2 separate regions of the Homo sapiens genome follow, and region 1 is linked to region 2. The links are chromatin contacts, found by Hi-C in ENCODE. All regions are on one chromosome and are shown on one strand. The core of a region is the stretch at or near the end of the contact, and the rest is flanking DNA. Distances in the headings are between cores, read along the strand shown. Region 1 has its middle 53 kb from the start of LINC01217. Region 2 holds the start of EMCN (endomucin).

Region 1 (3,031 bases), core at 319-2,818, 220 kb after region 2:
CTCCAAGAATTTCTTTCCAGGTCTTTTGAACACATCCATCCTGGAGCATTTGCCTTTTTCTTCAAATTGCTGAATCTCTTGACCTCCCTGAACTAAGAAGCCATGTTTGTGAATGTGCATGCTTCAGTCGTTTGATAAGGGAGCCTAAGTAGCTTCCTGCTTTAAAGAGGTCAAAAAGATGGGAGTCCCGAATGGAATGTGTGCAAAAGTCTTCAGCCTAATGTGTTTTTCTTTTACAAAATCTCACCTTGCTTCTTGTTACTCTGTTGAACAGTTCCAGATTGCTAAAAGTATCACCTGCTTCCTGAGTTTAGCAATTTCTAAAAGTGTTATATCATGAGTATATAAAATCCCATTTAGTTGAATATCAAAATTCTAGCCACTTAACTTCTCAGAACACATAAAAGAACTTCAGAGTAAAAGGAAAAGACTACTGACATAGTTGTAAAACCTGATGCACTAAGACTTAAGTACTTTTGGTATTAAGGAGAGTGTTACAATTTTGAACACTGTCTGGCATACATTAAACATCAGATAAGTGTTTATGGCATTATTGGAGCTTAGATTAGCTGTTTTTAGACCTAAATCTAGCAAACTTGGTTATTATGTTTCTCAGGAAAAAAGAAAAAGATTACCAACAACGTTTTTGAATTATGGCAGAAGACAACAAAATGAGAATGTTGTGAAAATCTACAGCTGATATCTAGCTATAAAAATGAGACCAAAAAAATTACAAAACACAATTGCAATAGTTGGTCCATTTGATTTGCCCGAGGATGCAAAATAAATTAGATCACCCTTCAGAGACACCACCCTAATGATCATAGTAACTACTATTAAATTATCAAGGAAAAGTCCAATTAGGTTTCATTTATGCTAAGAAAGCAATATAAAGTAAAATAAGATTAAAGTTTAAAGGGAGCGGACTGAAGCACTAAGGATTTTCATCATCTTGGAAAATCTACTTAAATAGGGCAGCTCATTCACCAAAGATTTTAGTTCTCAGTGGGGCCTTGCTGAATTCACTTATGCTGTCAGATCTGAAGATATCCTATCACACAGTCTCACGCTTTACATAGCAAAAAGATTAGGGTGAACACAATCCTCTCTCCTCATGTTAGACCATGTCTGTCTCCCTTAAAAAAAAAAAAAAAAAAAAAACCACTGTCTGAACTTAGCTAGCCTCCAACCTGCCTTTGGGGAGAGTGCAGCTCCTTTGCTCAGAATGAGTCACTCAGTCTGTTTGTGCCCCACCTAACTGGTGTGGATGCTGGCTTTGGTTCCTTATAAGTCCATAAGGCAGCCTGGCTGAATTTATGATTCAGAGTAACCTTTAGTCCATCTCCTGCCTGTGTGTGCTTGCTACGAGTTCTCTCCAGGTCACCAGTGAGTTTTTCCTCCTCTATCATCATCGAAACCATTCATGGCCACATTGCACCTCACACTTATGCCCCAACAGCTTTATACATACCCAGTTCTTTTACCTCCAGGCCTTCATCCCCAGTGTGTCCTCTCCCTGACAGGCATCTTTCCCTTTCTACTAGTCCCAGCCACCTCCCACCACCTTTTCTCCCAGCTCAGTAGTTCTCAACTTTGGACAATTTTGTCTCCCAGGGGACATCTGACAATACCTCAAGACTTTTTTGATTGTCATAACCTGAGGAAAGACACTGCTGGCATCTAGTGGGTAGAGGCCAGGACTTCCATCGAACGTCTTCCAACGTACAGGCCAGTCCTCCAAACAAAAAATTATCCAGTCCAAATTGTCAAAAATGCCAAGGCTGGGGGATGCTGCAATCTTCTCAGTCTTCATTCTTACATCTCAGTTCAAATCTCACCTCCCTTAAAACCTTCCCTGAACATTATTCTTCACTACAGGAGAAGGGTTAGCTATCCCTACTCTTTCCTCTTTTAGTACTTGATATAATATCCATTCTTGAGCTTTCTATACCATAACAAAATTACCTTTGTCTACATTTCCCCCGCCCCACCCCCACCCCCACCCCACCCCACTAAACTCTTAGCTCCTTGTGAGCAGGGGTGGTGTCTTTTTCATCCACATCTATCCAGCACCCAGACTAGTGCCTGGTTTATTGTAAATGTTTTTAAAAATGTTTGAGTGATTGAATTTAAAAGATTAATTTTGTTTGAAACTTTATGTCTTTGCTTTTTTGCTAATCGTTTGGCAACATTAGAGACACCTTGCTGATCCCCAAGAATCTTCTGATCCATTAAGGATCTTTAAATATAGAGTAAGTGAGCCTCAACTCCTTACATTTCACTATGTCTGTGTTCTGGAGTTCCTCAGAAAGGATGACATCTTTGAGGATAATCTTTGGATGTTGATAACAGTGCATTTAAAGTTAACTGAGAGGCTGTCTTTAGCTGATAATAATCTGCTGAGTTGGATTTCTTATCTAGTTAACAGTATAGTCACTGAAGCCAGATTGCTTGGGTTCAAATCTAGGACCTGCCACCTACAACCTGTGTGACCTTGAGCATATTAATTAAACGTTCTGTGCTTCCGTTTTCTTTCTGAAAAAAAAAATGGGGATGATCATGGTATGAAACTCATAGATTTGTTATGAGAATTACCTGAGTTAGTATTTGTAAAATGCTTAGGACAGTGCTTGGTACTCAGTAAGTGGTTGTTAAACAAGGTTGGAAGGATAGGCTAGTGTCAACCCTCTGCTACTTGTGATGAATGCATCAAGCCAGGTAAATACATCTCATTCTAAAATATAACTCTACTTTATTGCATCCCTGAGGAGACTTGGATGAACACATGTTAAAAGATAAGACAATTAAGATTTACCCATCATGTGTCTTAGACCAAAATAACCCTCCAGAACTTGTCAAGCTTTTCTATAGGCAGGTGACAGAATGTCTTATAATCCTGGCATATATACAAAAACCACTGATAATCTATGATTGCCACTGCTGCTGCATTCTAATTTTCCTGCTTCAAACTGGCATTTTAATCATTCTGCCCATAGCAACTAATGTCCTTTAAATTAGCATTAAAAATTCA
Region 2 (2,979 bases), core at 415-2,914:
AAGTATTGCACTCGTCGATGCTTGCAGACCTGGAGCAGCGAGCAGGCTAAGCCAGACTTTCAGACTTTATACTAATCTGACACATCTAATTGTGAGCAATATTTTCCATGGGATTGAGATTCCTATCAATCTTCCCCAAGCAGACCGAAGTTACTTATAAGCTAATGCAATAATTTCTGTGGTACCACATAAATGTTCTTTATTTTAAAAAATCAGATTCTAGTAACTCTTCTAAGTGAAATTTTCTGGCCTTGATACCAGCTGCAACTTAACCGCAGAAACTCCAAGATGCATGATGAGCAAATGTGCGTGAATTTGAAGTGTTTTTGAATTTGTACTAAATTTACATAGATATTTACATAGAAATGACTGATAAAATGTTGTTCAGGGAGGGATGTACTTATTTTCTTCCGACATTATCACTGTAAATTAAGATTTTGTAGGCAGTAATCTTTTAAATTGAGAATGAGCAAAATAAAATTAGAAATGAATGTTTTTGTTTTTTTCCCCCCAAGACCCCTCAGAGTCTGAATCAGTCTTTCCCAATTGTGTTCTTTTATGGTAGTTTGTTCTTCAATTTTCACACTTATTAAATCTATTTTATATTAAAATCACATGCTTATTTCTCCCAGTAGTACTTCTACCACTTTGGGCAAGGACGTCTTACTTGTTTTTATATTCCTTGCAGTACAGGGTAGGAACCTAATAAATATTGATTAAATTTAACAGTTTATTTTCAATCACTCAGGAAGGGTTAAAAGTCAAATGTAAATCGTTCTTGAAATTGTCCATTGATATACTCAAGGCTTATGAAGATACAAACCTATTTTTTATCTGAGTTTCTTAACCAGAAGTCAATAGGTAGGATTTTTATGTTTATAAATTCCTGAAATGTTATGCAAAATGTATGTATATGTTTAGATATGTGCATATTTCTTCAGCAAAAATCTATAGACTGTAATCAAATGAATCTCTCTCTATTCACCCTACCTCAAAATATTAGGACTCACTTCCCTAGGCAGCTTTACTCAACTCCTCAATTTATCAGAGCTGAAAAATAGTTGGGAAAAATACAGGCTAACATCTGCAATATAATGTCTCCGATTACAGCCTTTCACCCACACATGCCAATCTTATTATTTCTGAGCTATGTCTGCAAAGAATACATTTTTGAGAGAGAGTACATTTTTAACCAGCATTCTATTCCCAGATTTTTATACTCTAAAGAGGCCATTGTATATTTCCAGTACTTTGTGATTTCATCGAACATGCTTTCAGGCTGCTGTACCCGCAAACATTTCCCTTCAGTAGAAACAAATACCGTCTCTCTCAAGCCTTCTCCACGCACTCCAAGTCAACATCCAAACACTCAACTCATCAAAGGAATTGCTGCATCTAAGTGTCAGGGGAAGATCCCTGAAAGTAAACTGAGGCTGAGTCACCTACTAGTGATTTCCAATCCGTACCACCAGAGGAATAAGAGACAAAAATACCTGTGCTGTTACTGCTGCAAATACTGGGCAGAAGAAAAAGAATGGTCACTTGAAGCAGTTCCATGGTGCCCGTAGATGGTGTCAATATCTTCTTTCTCCAGAAGCAGGCAGGGACAATTCCCTCCCAGCCTGGCAGGGCCTTATTAGCAAATGGAAAAGGTGTAGTGAATGTGAATAGCCACTGCCCATTCCTACTTATTTTGGGGGCTCTGATAAAGAACGGGAGGAAATACACACACTCCCTTTGGGAGTTCAGCAGAGAGGAGATTTATTGTTTCAGTCCCTTACAGGAACTCTTTTTTTTTCTCTCTCTTCCTTTGGCAGCCACTTGTGTTTTTGTTACTACATTATTTTGTTCTTCTTCAACAGAAAGGTCGGGACTGGTTTTGAACAGAAACAGATCCTTCTTGAGAATGGATCATAGGGCCTTCTAACTTTTGTTTTGAAAGTGCATTCTGAAGTGGTTATAAAGGGGCCTCATTTAGCAGCTACTCAGTTGGGATAAAGAGGCTTTCACTGCCCGAGGGTTAAATTTTAGAGCAAAATCCATCAGGAATCAACTTAACTTTTCTCTTTCCAACTTGAAAGCCAGATTAGAGAAGGCCACCTTTTGGATATAAGTGAAAAATTGTATTAAATAGATTATGCTCTGCTCTTGAGTAAGCAAAAAGACTTCCAAAGGGTGTACAGAGAAGTTTTTCAGTCTTTTTTAATAGAATTAAGCAAAGACATGTGAATGTCTATTGGTCACTCCTGGTTTTTACTAAAGAACTTTGATGATGAATAAGGAACAATTACTTATAACACCTCATGAATGCTCTTCTTTAGGGGACAGGGTTGGAATGGCAGTGGGTGAAATGCCATCACACATCAGTGAAGCTGGGAGAGGTTGACTCTTTAAGACTGGAATGCCAACCAGGCTGGATAATCTATATAGCAGGGGTCACGTTGATGTCAGTTGTGACTGATTAAAACGTGGTGATAACACTGCCATAGTCCTGGGTACAAGCCCCGTGTGTGCCAATGACATTATATTTTTCTTCAGCCACAGGCTTCATGTCTCATTTTAGCTGATCATCCTTTTACGTACCTTTACTCATGAGGCTTTACTGGACAACATTGTCAATGAATCGGTGTAGATTCATTTTCCCCACAAAAAAAACAAACAAACAAAAAAACAAAAACTGTTCAAAAATTATACCTTTACCTGTTTGCAAGAAGGGCACACAGTTTCACTGCTGCACCATGCTGGAAAATACTTCATACAAAACGAGTTAGACTGAGTCAACTGCTCAAAACACTTAAAAACGTTAGCTTGTTTTATCCAACGTTATACCAGGGGTCAGAAGAGCTAAGTTTCTATTTTGTGCATAAGATTGCATTTTACCCTCTTCTAATTGATTTTCTAAAACAGACTGCCTTTGGCGTTGTTACTTTATTTGGCATATCCTGGAGAATATAAAGATAGGAACATATGTGAATAGAT

Evidence for each region. Hi-C counts contacts between places; a loop is a spot of excess contacts on that map. Pooled maps may share reads with other maps.
Region 1: a map of endothelial cell of umbilical vein shows a loop between it and region 2 (6-fold over the local background). The contact joins the enhancer-like site here to the promoter of EMCN in region 2. A Hi-C loop is called at or near these places in 18 of 168 maps with a recorded cell type or tissue (A673, Caco-2, Right ventricle myocardium inferior and 7 more), 1 of 37 single-sample maps with no recorded cell type and 17 of 50 pooled maps.

What each region holds. Positions count from the first base shown.
Region 1 is chr4:100,737,308-100,740,338 of GRCh38, forward strand. No RefSeq gene overlaps it. Among named protein-coding and RNA genes, the nearest start is that of LINC01217, 53 kb to the right of the region's middle. RefSeq lists an enhancer at 1,413-1,492. Within about 2 kb of position 1,569, at least 3 of the 41 ENCODE cell types and tissues checked have a DNase peak (open chromatin) inside an H3K27ac peak, as active enhancers do; they include endothelial cell of umbilical vein, where a contact is called at or near this core.
Region 2 is chr4:100,516,358-100,519,336 of GRCh38, forward strand. It overlaps EMCN (endomucin), which reads right to left and starts at 1,665. Exons shown (of 12, transcript NM_016242.4): 1 at 1,494-1,665. The coding sequence starts at 1,557.